2 separate regions of the Mus musculus genome follow, and region 2 is linked to region 1. A link is a loop called in an ENCODE intact Hi-C map of the cell type or tissue named here. Cell type or tissue: left cerebral cortex. All regions are shown on one strand. Each heading gives the region's core, and the rest is flanking DNA. Links, peaks and the distances in the headings are about the cores only. Region 1 overlaps Gm34983 (a long non-coding RNA gene). Region 2 has its middle 47 kb from the start of Gm20110.

What was found. Peaks named below come from ENCODE experiments on the same cell type or tissue, not always from the same donor. Only the 100,000 strongest peaks of a DNase experiment are listed, where the experiment ranks them.
Region 2: it touches region 1 in a loop (2.6-fold over the local background); 6 of 42 quality-filtered maps call a loop at or near these places.

Annotation. Positions count from the first base shown.
Region 1 is chr10:99,474,751-99,485,036 of GRCm38, forward strand. The region is part of intron 1 of Gm34983 (a long non-coding RNA gene); the gene reads left to right. Among named protein-coding and RNA genes, the nearest start is that of Gm35035, 19 kb to the left of the region's middle. In left cerebral cortex, for the core only: no CTCF peak of the experiment used is centred there; DNase peaks (open chromatin) are centred at 1,717, 2,214, 2,703, 3,144 and 5 more places; H3K27ac peaks cover 3,307 bases.
Region 2 is chr10:99,556,722-99,567,007 of GRCm38, forward strand. No RefSeq gene overlaps it. Among named protein-coding and RNA genes, the nearest start is that of Gm20110, 47 kb to the right of the region's middle. In left cerebral cortex, for the core only: no CTCF peak of the experiment used is centred there; DNase peaks (open chromatin) are centred at 4,915, 8,016 and 9,516.

The DNA of each region.
Region 1 (10,286 bases), core at 1,199-9,198:
TCATCCCAGTCTGCTTTTGTTAGACTCCTACCTCAAGTGGCACAGGCTGTGTTCCATAGATAGCAGCCGGAGAAATACGTTCAGTTTCTTTTCTTTTTTCTTTCTTTTTTTTTGTTAAAATCATCTCTAAACACATGAGCAGAAAGATATCTGAAAGGTGCTTTCGCCTGACTAATTAGGTTAGAAATCTCAGGGGAACAGTCCTATTTGCTACAGTTTAATGGAAATCCTTTAGCTTCTGGTTGCCCAGTCTTCTAAGAACAGATTTTTCTTTGGCACTTCCTGTTGAACTTGGAGGCGGGAGCGGGGCATAGAATAACCCTGTTTTGCTTCGTGATTTGAGAGACTTAAATTGGGGTTTCAGGCAATGGAAAGGCTGTGACTTCTCAATTCCTTAGTTCATACTGTTTAGTATGGAACTCTGCACTTCAGGAAAAGGAACATTTATTGGTGATTATTGACGGGTGACTTTTTCCTTCCGGAATTATATTATTGCGGCACAGTATTCGCCAAGGTCTGCTTTTAGTGTAGGCAAGTCACATGATGTGCAGCCTGGCTACGTCTTCCTTACGTGAAGCATCTCCCCCCCCCCCATCCCCCGCTTGCTAGCCTGCCCCGACCGCCCCCCCCCCCCGACCCCCACTTGCCAGCCTGTGGATGTGCATGGTTGGAACTGGATTATTCCACTCACGCTCTCGGTTGGTGGGGACTTCTCTGAGAAGCGATTTTATTTTGTCTTCTTCATGGGATTCAAACAGAATGTGGCGGGTTATCCATGTCACCTCAGAATTTGGCAAACTGCACGAAGCAGCAGGACCATGATTTCCATCCATGTTGGCTCCGTAGCAAGACCTTGTCTCAAATGCATACATAAATAAACAAGTGTAAAAAAAATCCAACATATTTTCAAAGATACCTTTTGTGTTTATTAAATGTTTACCACACCTTTGATTCTATCTCTTTAATAAAAGAGATGTTTTAAAAATATACCTTAAGGGAGGGTTGGAGAGATGACTCAGTCGTTAATAGTACTGGATGCTCATCCACAGGTCCTCAGTCCAATTTCCAGCACCTGCATGATGGTTCACAACCATCGATAGCTGTAGTCTCAGGGGACCCAATGCCCTCTTCTGGTATGCCAATATACACACACAATCCATATACATAAATAAGTAACAAACAAATAAATAAATACATCTAAAAAATAAATCGTAAAGAAAAATGTATATTTAAAAACTGTATCTTGGCTCATTGTGATCAGAACGAGTTACTATAAATTATCGGGATGTCTTGAGTTTTTGGACTCATTTTGCAACAGATTGTAATTATCACTGATAATTAAGATTATTATTAAAAATAGGGCATCTCGCTGATTTTGAAATGCAATAGTAATGGGATGATATTTTGTGTGGTGACTAGGAGAGAAAAACATTATGTGTGATGTCAAGTGGAAAACAAACAGAGCAGGGAGAATTCAAGGAGATGAATCCTTGGAGATAATTCCTATCTGAGGCGGACCAGGGAGACAGGGACAGTTATGGAGCGGTGAGAGGGAAGGGCCCCCCACCCCCACCCGGGAATCATGCCGATGCCTTGTACCAGCGGAGAAGCAGGGATTCTGGCCCAATTAACAACTGCTTGACGTCTTTCTCCCATCTCAGCTATAAACACCCAGCTTTCTGGGAATCTTACCAGAAACTAAATTTATAGGGAAAAGACATGCTCTGAACCCAGCAATATAACATACATCACTAATGCTAGGACAATCAGTTGTGGTTCTCCTTTGAGGAGCCCTTATCTATTCTTGGGTTTATCTTACTGAATCTCTTTCAAAGAGAGCATCCATCGGTGCTTTCCTATTGGGTCTGTGAAGAAACATATACTGCTAAGTTTTCTGAAGTTTTCTTTGGGATTCATGGTTCTTTTGTCCCACAAAGGGTCCCCCCACCCATAGGAAACACCTATAGGCAAGTGTGTATTCTGTGTCCTATAATCAAATATGTGGCCCTGACAAACAATAGAGGTTTGAGAAAAGACCCTTTTTATAAAGACCTAGCTGGCATTTAGTACGAAGATAATTCTCATGGTTGTGTTGAGGAATGTGCAGGGGATCCCTAGCTAGAATTTAAGTACCAACGCTGGAAATACCAAAGACTATTAATACTACCAACATTTTTATACTCCTGACTTGGCATGGGTGCGAGGTGGGACTGGAAACATTTGCAGTGACTATACCGTGAAGGTTGGCAGTGACGCTTTCGTCTTTTGAGATTGGTCCAAATAACACATTGGTATTTTTGTTCTCTGGAGCTCTAGTCTCTTCTAGTGAAAAAAAAAAAACTGATTAGCATGTAATAGATACCACAACATTCACCTTTGAAAAATATGCAATTTGGTGTTTTTGGTTTAGGCGTGGAACTGTATGGTCCGTTTGGTTGTTCAATTTACAAACTTATTTCGGGGACTCTTTCCTCTTATTTTTTCTTCTAATATAGTAAAATAATCTTATGTTTTGTTTATTTTAAAAATATGCACCGTTACCCTGAAATTGGCTCTCAGTAAAATTGCCTGAAAACCTGTGTCATGGAAGGTCTTAGAAACAGGTTCTCATTTCATCCGGTTTAGTACCAGAGCAAGTCTTTGTGATTCAGCGTTTACAGAAAGCATGATAGCTTGACTTTGCTTTTCTGCATTTTGCATGTGTGTGTGTTTGACATATTTATATATGTTCACGTGTGTGTGCTTGTGTGCATAAAAATGTGGGGGTTGGGAACTGAAGTCAGCTATATTTTTTAAATCATTCTCCACCTGAAGTTTTGAGATAGGGTCTCCCCTAAATGCAGGGCTAACTCGTCAGGAAGCTCTAGGGATGTGGCTATCTCTACCTCCCCTCAGCACTGGGCTTATAGATGCTTGGCACTTTAACCAGTGAGCTACCCATCTCCCCAGGCCCATAACCAGTGTTTTTCAAATGGAGATGACGTCCTCTAGAGAAAATATCAAGTTGATGCATTTGAATGTGCCACACTTCCTTGTCAGTTCAAAGCACTGGATTTATTTTAATTTCATAAGATTCATTACTATAAAAATGCATGAAATTTTCATGTGCAAGCCACTGGCATTACAAAACTTGAAAGATGTTATGATACAGGCTCATGAACATAACGTCCCCCACTCTTTCAAGAAACACGCAGTTAAAATACTGAATTTTTTTATGATTATATAACAACTTTATATAACAACAATAACAATATTCTCACTCCCAGCCTATATTCATTTATTCTGCCCCCAGTATTTGCTAAGTGCCTACTGCCTGCCAAGGCTGTGGATGCGATAAGGCATAACGGCTCAATCTTCAGGAACACCTTTGTGCTTCTAGCTAGCCTTCTTTAGTAATTCATTACATAGTGCTTGATGTTGAATTACATTTCCATTTCTGAGTAAACATTTGGCTCAATGAACACTCAGTCCCTGATGCTTGATAGCTTAGCTGACTCCTCCTTCACCGTGTTTACAAACTCCATTTATATACATGACTATTTCCTCCCCACCCCCCAACTCACTGATGGGACACAATCTCCTGCCAACGTACCCAGTACTGCCATCTTTCCATGTCATGAGGGAACATAATTTGCTGTATTCTTCCAACTACAATAACTACCTGCTTCATTTTTTTTTTTTTTTTTTTTTGGGGAATACAAGTGAGTCTTGATTTATTTTTAAAAATTTTTGTTTAGATTTATTCATTTTATTTTGTGTGTGTGTTTGTCTGCATGTATGTTTATGTGCCATGTGCATACGTGGTGGTGCCTTTGAATGTCAGAAGAAGGATTAAGATCCCTTGGAACTAGAGTTACAGAGGGCTATGAACTACCATGTTAGGAACTAAACTCACATCCTCTGTAAAGTCAACAAGTGCTCTTGACCACCAAGCCACCCTTCTAGTCCTGAATGTTCTTTCTTAAATATCATAAACTGATGACAACTCTGAATTGACCATTATGTCTACAGAATCCTGCAAAATTCAAATCTAGTCCTTACCATTTGTGCTGGTTTGAGTGAGAATGGTCCCATAGACTTACACATAACTGCTTGGTCCACATTGGTGGGATTGTTTGGGAAGGATTAGGAGGTGTGGCCTTGTTGGAGGAGATGTGTCATTAGGGGTGGGCTTTGAGGTTTCAAAAGTCCACACCATTCTCAGTTGTTTCTCTCTCTGTGCCTTGTGGGTATATTTCTTTCTTTCCCTTTTTATTTTTAAAGATTTATTTATTTATTATATGTAAGTACACTGTAGCTGTCTCCAGACATCCCAGAAGAGGGCATCAGATCTCATTACGGATGGTTGTAAGCCATCATGTGGTTGCTGGGATTTGAACTCACGACCTTCAGAAGAGCAATCTGTGCTCTTAACTACTGAGCCATCTCTTCAGCCCCTTGTGGTTGTATTTCAACCTTTCAGCCACTGCTCCAGGGCCATGCCCGTCTTCTTGCTGTCATACTCCCTGCCATGATGAACATGAACTCACCCTCTGAAACTACAAGCACATCCAACTAAATGCTCTCTTTTATAGTTGCCTTGGTCATGGTGTCTCTTCACAGCAATAGAAACATAACTAAGCCACATGCATGAGCAAAATCATTAATAACTCTGTAGACATGAAAGTAACTTGTACATATTTCCATAACATTGATAATTGCTAATATGTGTTACTCTGGATCTTTCTCATAGTCAGTGGATTTTGCTAAACTTATGTTGAACTCCTGTTGTAAGTCGTTGGAGTGCAGAGCTACAATATCTATTGAAAAATTTCCTCTAGGCGCAGCTCCCACATACGGAAAAGGGTTGCTGGGAAACGTCAGTCTCATGCTTGTACTGGCAAGGGAAGGCAGAATCAATATGATACAAATCACATACCATGGTGTATATTTTTTTCAGAATGAGTAGAAAACAATCTAGGTGTGTTTGAATAAACTTTATGCCATTTATTCACTTTTAAGTGATAAAACCAATGTACAGAAAAGTTAATCAACTTGTTTAAAAAGTTGCTTGGTGCTAAGTTAGAATGTCAAGGTTCAAGGCCAGTGATTAGGGACAACATAATGCTTTTTTTGCTGAAGCCGCTTTTCATTGTGTGTGTGTGAACTGGGTTCCATTTATAGCTTTTCTATTTCTAAATCAGGCTATTTTTAAAAATCAAAGACCCCGTTCTTCAACAATCTCTTCTCTTTTTCCAAACCTGCTGTGATGGTTTTGAAACTCCATTCAACTGCCTTAACTAGGGCCACTTGACCTGAGTGGTCCTCAAACGTAAACACGCATCAGAGTCAGTTGGAGGCCTGGCTAAAGTGCAGGTTCTTTGGCCTTATCCTTTAAATTTCTTACCTGGTGGCTCTCCATGATGTGTGTATAAGATTCTGTATCTCCAGAGCTGGGGTGAACTGCTTGCTGTCCAAGCATGGGTATCTGAATTTAATCCCCATAATCCACGTAAAAAGTTAGGCATGGTGGTAGATGCTTGTCTTCTCAGCACTGTGACAGTGGAGACAGGCCGATCTCTCTGGGCTTCCTCATTGGCTATTCTAGCTTCATAGCCTACCTTCAGACTCCTGTAAGAGACCCTGTCTCAAAGGGCAAGGTGGACAGTTCCTGGAGAATATTTGATGGTGACTTCTGGATATACCCCACAGGCATCTCCCACCCAAAATACACATACATGCACACCTGTATTCTTTATTTCTAAGACGTTTCCAGAAGTCACTGTTTGTTGGGGGGTATTTTGGAACTCTAAGTCTACGTGAAACTGGCTTGACAACACCTTGATGAACAGGCTGTCTAATGGCTCTTGTTTCTTTGTTCTCAATGCTTTAGCCAGTGAAATGTAGTAAGTTAGCAGATATTCACCCATCTAAAAACTCGGTTGTCCTGTACAGTCATCCGTCACTGGCTGCCACATGGATATCAATGTGAGAATGACTACATATCTGCACAGATGGCTTGTGAGTCAGCCTGGAACAAGAGAGGAGCAACTTAGCATGTCTGATTAGTATTCGTGGCTCCTCAGGCCCAGCCTGCCTTCTTCTTCTTTCAACAAAATAACGCTAGGAATGCCAATGAAAATAAGACAGCCATAAAATGATATGCCATGAGGTTTTGCATGTCTCCAATATTTAAAGAAGCAGGACTACCATATCTCACTAGTAGTCAGAATGCTTATGTGCAACATGGATTCCAAGTTAGAGAATATAAGTATAGCATACATGAATATAAGGTCTTGAGGAGCCTTCAGATTTTTAGAGGACTTGTAAGTACCCAGAGCCCATGCAGAATCCCCTGGAAGGAATGTGAGTTAGCTCTGCAGCCTGTATTCTAAAGGACAGCATTGTAGAAGGAGATTACATTGATTGTTGAATGGTCAGTCTGCTGTGGATATCTGCTATGACTATCTTGACCAAATCGTGGTTTATTCTTTAGTTTCTAAACTGAAAGCTTGTAAAATATCAGTTCTTGGCTTTACATATTCATATAAGGATATTGACATATTAATCTGAAAAGTTGGGGAAATACAATTCACTAGGATGCTGTTGGAGCCTAACTTTGCATTCTTGAGATCTGAGAATTCATTAAGATTTTCAACTTGAATATTATAAAGATAATCTGGTAAAAATTACAACCAATACTGATTCCTTTGGTACTAATGATGACCTCAGTGCTTTAACTTAAAGCAATATATTTCTAAGGTATGGGGCAATTTAGTGGAATTTTGAGAATGTTTGATTCTATGCATGATTAATTCTGAGAATTCACTGTACTATTAGTTATTTTATAGCATATATTGAGTTTAAAAGACATGGCTTTAGTAGTCGGCAAATCTGATGAATTGAAAGAATGAGGCATCTCAGCTTACTTAAATCTATGCATTTTTCAAATAGCCCCAGACCAGTGCAGGCTAAGAGATGCTGAATAGAATCTGAGGCAGGAGCATCCTGTGTGGGTTCCTCCAGTTTCTTCCAAGCAGTGCTCTCTCACTGGTAGCTGTGCCACTGTGGGAAACATGAAAATGTTAAAACATGGGCTCAACACTTATGCTCAGAGAAAGTGAGAGACTCTTTCTCGCTAAGGTGCTGGACAAAAACAATCAAAATGAGCATGGGGTGTTCACTCAGTCCTATTTAACCATTTTCCCATCTGAGTCCTGTGTCCAGGTGGTTATAGCATCTCTTCCCTGGGCCATGAAAAGGAAGTAAGAGGAAGGCCCACTCCTGGTTCTGGATAATATCTAGAGGTCAAGCACAGCCCTTCTGGCTCACAGGTATAGGAAGTACCAGCATCTGTTGTGATCGAAGCCAAGGGTGACTCTCTACATGTTGGATGTCTCCAGTCTTTCGGAGGATTATGTAGAAGCTTGGCTCATTGGAGGCTGGGAAGTTGGGAGGCACTATTTTTATGTCACAGTTGTTTTGTGGGTGGACCCTACCATGTTCATCTCTTGCTAAAAGTGAAGCTCCTGGAAAGTTGCTGAGGTCTGTTCAATTTATTTACTGATTGATGATTGATTGATCTGAGGAGAGAATGACAGGGTCTTGGTTCCAAATGGCACGCCAGCTGTTATCTAGTCCAACTCATATCTAGAATGTCAGTCTTTTATACCAGCCTAATTTTACTTCTGAAAACCAAATGAAATGCATAGCCATGGGATTATTTGCGAGAATTGAAGATAGAATCCATGAAGCCTGGTAAATTTTGTTTTCTTTATATCACTCCTGAGTAAACCATTCAAGGCTTGGTGTTGATCATGCTCTGATCAGAGAAGAGACACTGGTGTTTATACAAAATGATAGCATCCAATGAATTCTTAAAGCGCTATTGCACTCTGTATAATAACAGAATGAGTCTATTGATTTATAGAGATACCTTCTGCTTATCCCTCATTAGGAAGCAGGAGAGTTTTGTTAGGACTAGCTCATGTTACACATAATTGGATGATCATCCAAGTTAATGAAAAGTGTATAGAATACAGATGGCTTCAGCTAATCTTGGTTCGCTACCCTCTATATGATTCTTAGAAAAACCATTTGACTTCTTTGGAACTGGAGTTATTTTTGAAATAAGAAACTGATCTAGATAGTCAACTTCTCAACTATTGGTATAAATAGTGCAGGTTCCAACCAATCAAAACCAACACCATTCTTGAAAAATTTAACCAAAGGAACTAAAATATCCTAGAAGAATGTCCCTATAAAACCTCTCTTATGTGAGGTGCGCACAGTAACAACCCACAGCATTAACCTGCATGGCTTGGATACACCCTCACTAGTCTCTCCTCACATGAAGCTTCCGGCTGATGATGCTGGGGTATTTCTGGAAACTGCATTGCAAATAAATATCAGAAGAAATAATCATTCTCTGTAAAAACAGTCTTGGAACAAAGAACAGGAGTTGTCAGTTTAGGATACGTGTATCTCCCCAGGTTTGTCTGTAAAACAGATCGTAAAATAACGTAGAGAGTGGATGGATGCTAAAACGGCAAGCAATCTGTATGGCCACGAAAGAGGCCATTTCTGGAGCCGTATTCAAAAGCTTGTCACGTTTCATTATATTTCTAAACGCCTCCACATTGAAGAGAGGACAATTGTGTGCCTGTAGGTGAGTCCGAATGCTATCCTTAGTGAGGTCTAGAGATAAGAGCCGCAAGGAGACCAGAATCCATTTAGGATGAATTGGGCAGAATAATTCTAAATTATGGCATTGAAATTCCCACTTCATGTAGAGGAAGGAGATAAGGTAAAACACTCCAGTTAATGGAACATGAGCTACTAATTTCCTGAGGAAGACAAAGGGAGGGGAGTCTACTGCTCTCACATCCAATGAATAAATTTTTTTTCAGTCTCTGGGTTGACAAGGGGAGACTGTACCATGGGAGAAAATGATAGGAGAGGCAGCCTAGGATCAAAACAGGTAACAATGGGAGACAAACAATGACTCTTATCTCTCCCACAGGTGAGTTCAGCTTCCTGGCTTTCCACAATCTTACTGACCAATGAACGAGGTGGGCTCCTTGACCACAGATGCATCTAATTTCTCTCTCTCTCCCACCATGCATTTTAATCATTTGTGAGTAGTTCTCTCTCTCTCTCTCTCTCTCTCTCTCTCTCTCTCTCTCTCTCTCTCTCTCTCTCTCTGACATTCTTTAATATTTACCGGAAAAGTGGTGTCTTTGTCAAATGAATGAACATGGACCCTTCGCCACGCTGATTCCCTGAGGATGTGAACAGGGGCACTGAGTACTGTGGACCTGTCCAGTCCTTTAAGATGTAAAAGGCACTATGGTTCAAATGGTCTATCTCCCTGGCAGTCTCCTCTCTGTTCCCCTTCTGAGGTCTCACCAGACTTACGGCTCTTTACCATGGAGAGGTGGACCCCTTTCTGTTAGAGGAAGGAGATGGAGTGAGGTGGCATCGTGACCTCTGAAGACGCTTCTTATGTCTCTTCTAAGGAGAGTTCTTTTCCTTAGAGGCCAGACTCCACCCCCTACACCTGAAGATTTGTTTCTCTGGACTGGATAAAAGACACAGGAGAAGGAACCATAGGATTTTATGTTTGAAAGGCTAGCTAGCCTTGTCCACACCCTCTTGCTGAACCTATTACTTCTGTTTTCAACATCCTTGAATAATCTGACTCTCCCCCCTCCCATCTTCTCCTTTCCCCTTCCCTCTTCTCCTCTCCCCTCCTCTCCTCTCTCCTCCCCCCCTCTTTCCTCCCCTCCTGTCTTCCTTCCACTTTCTCTAAGATTCCTTTTTTCTTGCACATGCTACCAGGAAAAATTTCTTGATTATATTGTTGAATTGCAGTTAGGTTTCAGGGAAGTTGTGGAGAGATGGATTTGCAGTAAGTAACTTTGAGACCTAACTAAGCTGTCTGTGAGGCCTTCCTTCTTCCAGGTATATTTATAACTCAGGTTGTAGAGTGGGGAGATAGTTTAGTTCACCAGTTCTCAACCTGTGCACACAACCCCTCTGGGGTCAAATGACTCTTTCACAGGGGTCACATATCAGATATCCTGCATATCAGATATTTATATTATACCAAATAACTAACAAAATTATGGTTATAAAGTAGCAACAAAGATAATTTTTATGGTTAGGGGTCACCACCATATGAGGAACTGTCTTAAAAGGATCACAACTTTAGGCAGGTTGAGAAGCACTGACTTAGTTGGTAAAGTGCTTGCCTTGTTTTTTTGATACTCAAAACCAATGTTAAACAAACAAAAACCAGCTGGACA
Region 2 (10,286 bases), core at 1,554-9,553, 82 kb after region 1:
TTGATCCCAAAGGTATGTAAGCTCAAGAGGATACATATGTAGAGTAGATTCTAACTCGGCAGCACAGATGTGAGCTTCTGACCTCGAGGCTTGTGTAGTAAATTAAATCACCAAGGTCGGAAGTGAGCCCAGGCTACGGCTTTCCCGACTGGCTTGGTGTTTCTCTGTTCTCCACACAGCTGGAGACACATGCGCAGACTATATTTTCTTCCTCTCAGCCTTCTTTGAAGTTAGATGCAGCCTTGTGTCTGGTGTGTGTGTGTGTGTGTGTGTGTGTGTGTGTGTGTGTGTGTGTGTGTGATTGAGTATGAGAAGGGAGTGATACACAGTCCTGTCTACAAAGCTTTCTCAGGTGTTCCCTTCTCCGTATTAGAGCTGTATGGTCAGGACTTCAAAGACACAGAAGAGGGGCAACAAGAAATAGAACCTTATTATGTTAAGTCACTGAGACTTTTTGAAGATCAAACCTAGGGTCTTGCGTAGGCAAGGCAAGGCAAGGCAAGGCAAGGCAAGGCAAGGCAAGGCAAGGCAAGGCAAGGCAAGGCAAGGCAAGGCAAGGCAAGGCAAGGCAAGGCAAGGCAAACCCTCCATCACCAGATCATAGCCTTAGCCCTTAAGTACTGGGCTTATGGGATATTTGTGTTATAATTAACTCAGCTCATATGTTAAGTTTCATTGTTTTGTGTGTCAATGGGATTCCTTTTTTCTTCTCTCTCTCTCCTCCCTCCCTCCCTCCTTTCCTTCTTTTTTCTTATGTGTATGTATGTATGTATGTATGTGCCTGTATGAGTTTATGTGTGTCATATATGAGGAATAGCTATCCACTGAGGCCAGAAGACAGCACCAAATCCCTTCAAGCTGGATTTATAGATAGTTATGTGTTGCTTGATAGGGGTGTTAAGAATCAAAGGTGGGTCCTCTGAAAGAAGAATCTACACTCTTAACTGCTGGCCCATCTCTTCATGGGTAGTTTTTAATTCAGTCACCCTCAATGCCATAACTTTGATGATCCTGTGCTTTTCTGTATGGTATCAACTGGATGTTAAGCTATAAAGGTACTACTGGGGGTTGTGAAGAGGTGTGCCCATACTTACGAGAGCTCTTAGGGTTTTTTCATCCACATTACCTATTATTTGACTAACAATAGTCTAAGCTTGATGTCCTAATTCCATTTACCAGCAGTTCACTTTGTTTTTATTAGAGAGATACATTGCTTGCCCAGGTAGATACATTACTGTCTATTTCTTGATGCTATCCATTAAACTTAGCTGTTGGATAGAAGATGAAAAATTGTGTTCTGGTTTTGTTGGGCTGAGTTATTTGTATTTGACCATGGTGGAAGATAGCATCAACATAGAAGTAATTAGGAAGTAATGTTTTGTTGATTAGAAACCTAGGTTTAGTTGATCATACTGTCAACATACGCTCTTCCTCCCTTCCTCCAGGTCTTGCTTTCTTGCTGTCACATGTGAAATGTGACATTTCCAAGATTCTTTACTAGCCCATTGTGGCTTCCTCGGCCACAGCTATGCCTCCAGAGGATTTTCACCTTTCACCTTGCTTACATTATGAGGGAATTACAGAGAGTAGACTCTGTGAGGCCTCTGTTTGAGCAAAGTATAAATTTTGATTGGAAAAACTACTAAGAACTTGATGACCTTCCGGCCCTGTAGGCCCAAGTTGACTAATACACTGGGAGAGGGGGAGGGGGAGGGGGAAGGGGAGGGGGAGGGGGAGGGGAGGGGGAGGGAGAGGGAGAGGGAGAGAGGTTAGGGAGTTGGAATTTGAATCCAGGAAGTCTGGTTCCAGAGCCAGTGCTTACTACCAGTCATGTGTAGGAGGAGGGATTTCCTGGCCTTTGTGTGTAGGATAGACTGGAACAGGGAGCAATTAGAGACAAAAAGAACACTTAGGGGCAAGCTAAATGAGAGGTTATAAGAGTGTGGAAGATGATGCTTATTTGGGGACCATGATTGTGTTGAGTAGGTGCCTCCTACATAATACGTGAAAGGTGAAGGGATCGGCTTTTCTGACCCAGGTGCCAGTAAGTTCTTGTGTCAACACCACATTGTCTTTACTGTAACTCTTTGCTGGGCTCACATTGCTAGCAAGGTCCCTGAGTCATAGATTGCCTGAGGATGGCACCCTGACAGGAATTGCTCAGCTCACACTACCCAAATCTCTTTCAGTAGTTCTCGGTCAGCATTGCAGTGGCTCTTGTCCGTTATGGATATGTTCCTGTCAAATGAAATTGAATTTATTCTTCCTCCATGCTTATAATGTGCTGTAGAAAATCGTGGTAATGTCCTTTCCTTGCCAGTGTTCTTAACCACCCAGTACTTGACAAAGGGAATGGCGCAAGGGGTCATTAAAAGATAAAGAAAATCAGGTTGATTTAGCTACTCTACAACAGAAACACATGCTACAACTCCATATGAAACCCTAGAACATATAAACTCTTATGTTTTGTTATTATGGGGTTGGGAGGGAAGGAGGGAGGGAGGAAGGGAAGGAGGGAAGGGTAGAAAGAAAGAGAGAGGGGGCAGGGAAGGAGGGAGGGAGGAAGATCTTTAATTTTACCAATATAATTCTTTCCTAATGTATTGTCCACTGAACTTTGGGAGCACAAGTGAATATTTCAAATCTCTATTCTCCAATGCCTAAATCCTCATGCTAGGAAGAGTTGGTGAAACTAAGACCCATAATTGCTCCAAGTAGGTCTAAATGAGCCTATAATATCATGAGTGCTTAGCAAAAATACAGGGAATGGAGAAAGAGAGTTTATAAGCTACAAGGAATCAGTGAGGAAGAAAAAGGGTCATGGAAAATGAAACACACCAGCCCATCTTGTATTAAAAGCACACCATCTTCAAGGTGTCTAGTTAGACCACTAAAAGTGATTTGTTGCTGCCTATTCTACTTTCAGTGCATAAAACTGGTATGAAAGGCATGAGTGTAATTCTAATAGGAATTTTTAAAAATACTGAATATGGGCTTGTCCAACCCAGCTAAATTGTAAAAGAGATAGTTTAATTTAAAAATCTATTTCTGGTAGGCAAGATGCCCTTCACAATAATGAGTCCTATTATAAATGATGGTAGAACATTGAGGAAGCGTCAGTGTGGTCTATGAGATCAGCGTGGCTATAGCTTCAAAATGAACCACGGCTCTCTCTTGTAGATGTTTATTTAATAGCTGCTGGGATTTTAGCCCTTGCACTTTGGCTGGAGCGGAGAGAAAGATGAAAGAGAATCAGGCCTTCGTGAGCTGTGGAATCGTCTGGTAGATTAGGAAGAGCAGAGTTGGTGGTAGGAGTGCTTGAAGACTTCCTAGATGACACGAGGCTGTGACAGATTATGAATGGGGGCGTTTTATCCCAAGAAAGGAAAGGTCTCTGAAGAGCTGAGGGTTTCTCAGAAGTCGATGGCAAGTGTAGGAAGCAGCGAGCAGTAGGGCAGGAGAGGGGAGAAGAGAGATCAGCAGGAGATTCCTGACTTTCTGAAGCAGAACACTTAAGGATTATGTTATTTGACAGTAAGCTACACAGCCACTAATACTTTGGCCAAAACCCCAGAAAGGAAAGCGAGTCTGAGGCCACCATTGCCAGGAGGAGGCATTTTTTTTACGTTCCTCTAGGCAGATGGACATGTCTTATTCGTTTGTACAATTTCTCATTGGCCACTGTGTGTGCAATAATTGCCCATTGTAAGACTTCAAGCATCAGAGGAAAATCTACTTAGATATTAAATGTAAGGCATGGAAACATCACACGTGTTCAAAGGAAGGAGCAAACCTTTGCAGGTGAGACATGCCCTTCCTTAGTGCGTCCTTACGTTCCTTCTCCCTTAGTCCCAGCGTTACCTGGTTAGGATATATACCAAGAACTAGCATAGATTGGTAGAGAGAAGTAGATAGATGTTAAGTAATAAGATAATTGATTTCAATTAAATAATTAATCGTGCAATTAAATAACTAACCCCCAAAACAATTATAAACTTCCCCGTGACAGGTCGGGGCATTCACATTGCCAGTGAAATCAAGGAAGTTATTACATGTTAAAAAGGCCGAGTGGATTATGGGAGGTGAAGTAGACATAGACTCATGATGAGGAGCTGAAGAACAGTGGGCCTTCTAAAGGGTGTGAGGACAGAGAGACAGGAGAACACCCAAGGTCAGCGTGGAGTATTCCCCAGGTCCCAGAGCCAGGGTTCAATGCCATCACAGCGTTCTGCATTTCTCTGTGGGAAGGTCTTTATAGATACCGTGTAAATCCACCCTCTACTTTCATTTTCGCATATTCAGTGGGAACTACTGGACATTTTGTTCTTCTCACTTCTATAGTCAGACAATTAACTTGGACTCCCCTTATTTAGAACACGGACAGACCAGGAAGAAGTACACATCCATCTCTCTGTATCGAATGTATTACACATCTCTAAATTCCAATACATCTAACACTGACCTCCTGAGGCCGTGTTTCATCCTTTCTGTTGGGAAATTTCCGCAGCCACCCATCAGCAGTGTTAAATGCCGTTTGGGTACAGCTTCTTATTAGACACACTCAGCAAGCTGGGCCCCAAGAATTTGAAGATAAACTTGTTGCCCCTGGCAGCTGTCCAGGCACCAACTATCCCAGGGCTGTTTCCTCTCTCCTCTAGTTAACAGACAAGCTTGTTACACAGGGTTCAGAGCCCTGCAGCTAGTGAGCAGAAAGGCGGGATGTGGAAGGACTAGGGTGAGTCATATTCTAAGGCTTCGGGACTCTTTCTGATTTTGTCTTTTGCTCCAAACCAAGCAGCACTTAACTGGAGGACACCGCAAAGCCAAGATGACTGATTCAGAACTCAGAAACCCCCGAACTGGCATTCAACACCGCTCCTGTCTCTGTGAGATGACTGTACCATATCATCTCCTTTTCCCCAAACCTCCCACACATCCTCCTCCCACCGACAACCTAGACTCATACTTCATTGAGAAAATAGAAGTCACTGGAAGTGAACTCACCCATCTTCCCACCGCAAAACCTGCCAACTCAACACTTCTGCATAAAAGTGGTCTGTGAAGGAAGCGGTCCTCCTCTTCCCACAAGGAGCCCTTCTCCTCTTGGCCTCTGGGTCTCATGGCCTCTCAGCCCATCAACCAATCTATAACTTGTTCCTCCTTTTTCTTAATGCAACATCTTACTGTTACCCAGCTATTCCTTTTCAGAAAGAATTTCATACCACTATGGGTACCACTTAAGTCTTGGTCCATTTTTTTCCTTTCTAGCTCAATTTATGGTTATCCAAACATGATGTTTACCTCATCACCTTCCTGTTCTGTTCAGCCCAGTTCAATGTGCCTGTCTGGGTCTGGTACCTGGAAGTACCTTCAGGGAGGCCAAGAACAGCTTTCAGGTCAACACCGGCAGCCGACTCCTTCCCTGCTCCAGTCTCTAGCCTTTCCATTACTCTCTGCCTCGTGGACTCTGCCTGCTTGAAGCATGCTTATCTTTTGTCTTCTATCTTCATGGTCACCTACTCTGAAGCATCTTTCTTCAGTCATCGTCTTCTTGTTAACATTTCTCATAGCTTGGCCCTTTCCCTATCCTTAACCTATTTTCAATCCATTTCTAATGTTTAACTGTCTATTTTTAAAGTTCTAATACCTCTAGTAGGCACCACACGCACATCTTATTTCTCAAATATTCGCTTGTATAACTTATGAGTATCAAGGAGTTGATGTCCAACACCGATCCCTGAGCAATGTCTTCCTCTCTGCCTTGAAAGATTCTTCATTCTGTTGATTCAGACAAAACTCAAGACTCATTTTTTTACATGACTCTCATGAGACCCTAATAACTACCAGTATATTCTCAGTCTCCAGGAATTTGTTTATTTTGCAAATGTTTCACATAAGAAGAATCATACAATTTGTGGTATTTTATGTCATGCCTTTTGACTAGTGTAGCTCAACAGTTTTCCACATTGTAGAATTTCATTCCTTCTGGTAGTTGACTAATAGTCCGTAGTGTGTACAATCATTCCTTGTGTACAATCATACAACCACAGAGAAAGTGTTCCAGGATGCCTTTGAGGATTTGAAGTCCATAATATTAAAATCCCTTCGACAAAATGACACAAGATTTGCATACAACCTAGGCATACACTCTCGCATGCCTTAAATCCCCACTGATTATTTATAATACTTCCTGCAGTGTAGAGCTTGTACATCATTATCATACTGTATAGGTCATATAATAGTAACAAGAAAAAAAATGCACCTGTGTATGCTCAGTATAGATGTAATGTTTTTCTGAATATTGTGGATTCATTATTTATTCACCTAGAAGATACAGAATTCATGGATATATGTCATAATTTGTTAGTTTATTCCTATAGAGACTGGCGACTTGGATTGTTTAAATCATCTGAATATTCAAATAGTCTAAGATCCATTTTTAGTATCTCTTCTTTTTACTTCCATATAGAATCCATCAGAAATTCCCATTGGTTCATGCTTGGAGTACACATTGGACCACTTCTTTCTTTCCAGCAATACCCTGCCCTCCTAGGTCAGACCCTTCGGATTTCTGTTTAATCTTACAATTAAGGGTGTTTTCTCTTTGGATCTTTTGATTACACATTTTTCTTGGGCTCCAGTCATTTATTGGTTCAACACCAAGAGCAATAATCTTAGGATGATGAACTTGGTTAGTACATATGCAGTGTTTATTTATCTTATAGTATATAAATATATTTTACATGAAAAAACATATTAAACATGTATATTGAATTTTTACTATTACTCAGTCACTGTTCTATAGGTTTCCATAAAGTAATAATGATGGAACAGGTAGTATTGTTTTCTGTGGATGTGAAACAGTAAGTCACCCACCTAATACTTGGCTGAACTGTGGTTTGAACCTCAGCAATCAGCTTCAAGAAGCTGTCTGCTGGTTCCTGTGCTAGATTGCTTAAATCACATCCCATCTTTCCATTTCTACATGCTGTTGTCCAGTAAGTTCCTACTTTGTTCATATTGTAAGTCCTGATGTAGAGGCTCTGCCTTATCTGGCCTTTCACCCAGTGCATTGTTACCTTGCGCACTTCCTGTTAACTCCCTCTGCCTCAGGGACTTCCTTCAGGCCTTTACTGTATCAGCCTCCTTTTGTCTACAGCACCACACTTACATCCTTATCCTGAACCATCTATTCTTCCTATCTCAGTGACAATGACCTGTTCTCCTCCAAACTGTTATTATTTTATTTTCTTCTTCTTCTTCTTCTTCTTCTTCTTCTTCTTCTTCTTCTTCTTCTTCTTCTTCTTCTTCTTCTTCTTCTTCTTCTTCTTCTTCTTCTTCTTCTTCCTCCTCCTCCTCCTCCTCCTCCTCCTCCTCCTCCTCCTCCTCCTCCTCGTCATCATCATCACCATCACCATCACCATCATCACCATTATTTTGGTGGCTTCTCAAACCTGTACATTACAAGTCTCTTGAGATCAAGGGCTATGTCTACTCTGGCCGTAGTCCTATCTCTTAAGTTTCTCATAGTTCTTGGCACGGGTTGGATTGATGACCAGCTCAAGTTCTAATTTTTATGTGGGGAGAAATGAAACATACTACTTGGGTGTTTCCTTCTTGAATCAGCTCTACTATCATTCCCCCACCTTCTTCCTGCCCCCTCAATGGGGAAAAGAAAGAAAACAACAGAACTTGTCTCAGTTCCAGATGTTGGCAATAACTATCAGCTTCCCTGCATTCGGCATGCATTGGTTGGATTTCTCCCTTGATCCCAGTGAAGATTAAACAGAACTTGTCCTAACACAGTGCCTTTCTCGCAGGCATCTGGTGTCTTTGTGGTATGGTTTGAAGTGTTTACTGGCTAGTGGTTCCCTGATTCCCCACCTCCACATCCGTATTTGCTTTTTTGGAGAAGCAATAACACTTGGAGTTGTTTGAACCAGCACCTGGCACACTGGCCAGGCAGGGATGCTTCACCTTATAATCAGCCCATCATGGAGACAAAAATAACAGTGTGCTACATTGTGGCAATTGTGAGATTGGAGGAAGCAATACAATACCAGTCCTGTGATGACAGCCCACATTCTGCCAACACCATAGAAAATGAGTCCGCAAACTGCCTACTCCACTTCTCCCACGGGTCTGTTCCCAAAGATACCATTGTGCCTTAATTCTCAAAGCCTATGCCTGGGGAAAGGAAAAGGCATTGGTTACAGGGTGGCCTGTTGTCTAGGTTTTGGTCATAGACCTACGCTAAAGTTCACAGTGGCTGTTCCTTAGGATAATCTGGAGATGAAAGACCCCAGAACCTTGAAAGCTCTCCTTCCATGATGGGCAGGAACTATATACGTGATTATAAAGATTTTTAAACAATTCTGATTTCAGAGACTTCGGGAAATCAGTCCACTTGTACATTGGCATTAGCTAACCTTTCATTTTTAATCATGTGTGAATGACTATAAAGCCACTGTAGTTCCTTCATGACACATAGTTTTCAAGACTATGGGTCTTTAAAATTTGTTCTTTACTTACACAAATTTACAGATGTGGTCTCATAATTTACACATATAGAATATAATGATTAAATCAATAGTTAACAGCTTTCCTCTCAAGTGTTATGAAATTTTGATTGACAACTAATTGCACTTCTGTAGGTAGGATAACATGATATTCAAGTGATACACCGCTCAGAGTAGGGTAAGGAAGAGTTGCTGTTCCTCATCAGAACATTGGATTGCAGTCTTTGAGTTCCTCCAGTCATCAGAACGTATTAATGTTACTGATGGTGTTTTATTACTCATCATCCAGCCCCTCTCTGTTGCTATCCTCCATTTCAGCCGCTAGTAATCTCCAGTATATATTCCAACTCACTTTTCTGGGCATGTATATGTGAGCGAGATAGGGCAATATTTGTTTTTCTCTATTTGATTGATTTAATCACAATGATAAAACAGTTTAGCAAAATTCCATCCATTTTGTTGCAAATGGTAGGTCGTCTCATTCTTTTTGTAAATAATATTACATTATATAACCATTGATCAATTGATCTATCATCTATCAACTTACCACCTATTTATACGTATCTATTTAGCTATCATATATCCATGAATCACATATCCATTACTATCTATCTATCTATCTATCTATCTATCTATCTATCTATCTATCTATCTATCTATCTATCTACCTACCTACCTACCTACCTACCTACCTACCTACCTACCTACCTATCTATCTATCTATCTATCTATCTATCTATCTATCTATCTATCTATCTATCTATCTATCTATCTATCTACCTAGCTATCATATATCTATGAACCATACATCCATTATCTATCTATCTCCTAGTATCTAATTTGTTATCTATCATCTATAATATAACATATCTATTTATTACATTTTAAAAAGTTGTTCATCCACCCACATATGAGTAGGTTACCTCTGTTTCCTAGCAGCTGTGAGCAATGACCATGGACGTGTTGGTGTGTTTTTCACTTGCTGATATTCCTTTGGAAGTATGCCTAGAAAAGGGATGTTGGATTGCGTGGTAGTTCTAATTTTATTCTTTTTAAAGGAATTTCCACACTGTTCTCTATCTTCTCTATGAGGATTTATATTCCTTCCAATGTGTGTAAGAGATTTTGTTTCCTGCACTTCTCCTCTGACTCTCTGATGATAGCCATTACAATTAGCAGAATGTCTTTCTGTGGTCTTGACCTACATCTCCCCCACAGATAGCTGAACATTTTCTTCCAAACCTGTTATTCACTTGAATTTACTCTTTTGAAATGTATTGGCCTTAGCCTATTTTCAAGTTTGATTATTTGTGAATTGTTGGTTTAAAATTTCTTTATATCTTACAATGTTTGGACAGTGAATACGGTGCTAAAATATGTATTAGACGCATAGTTTGTATTTTTGCCTATTTCTCTGTTGCCTCTATATTCTGCTGGCTATTTCCTTTGCTGGGAAAACACTTTTTCCTTTGGTACCATATTGTTTGTCTGTTTTTATGTCAGTGTCCTGCATGGTGGATGTCTGTCCTTTGAAAGAGAGGCTGCTTATGCAGATGTGGCGATCTTCCTATATTCTTGTGGTAGTTCTGACTTAACATTTAAGTCTTTTATCTGAGAAACTTTGGAACACTGTCTTTAAATGGGATACCTCCATCAAATTGCTCTCCTCCCGGCTCAGGAACCCTGCAGAAGAAGAGGCGGAAAGATAATAAAAGCCAACGGGAATGGAAGACACCAAGGAAACATAGTCTTTTAGGCACTCATATG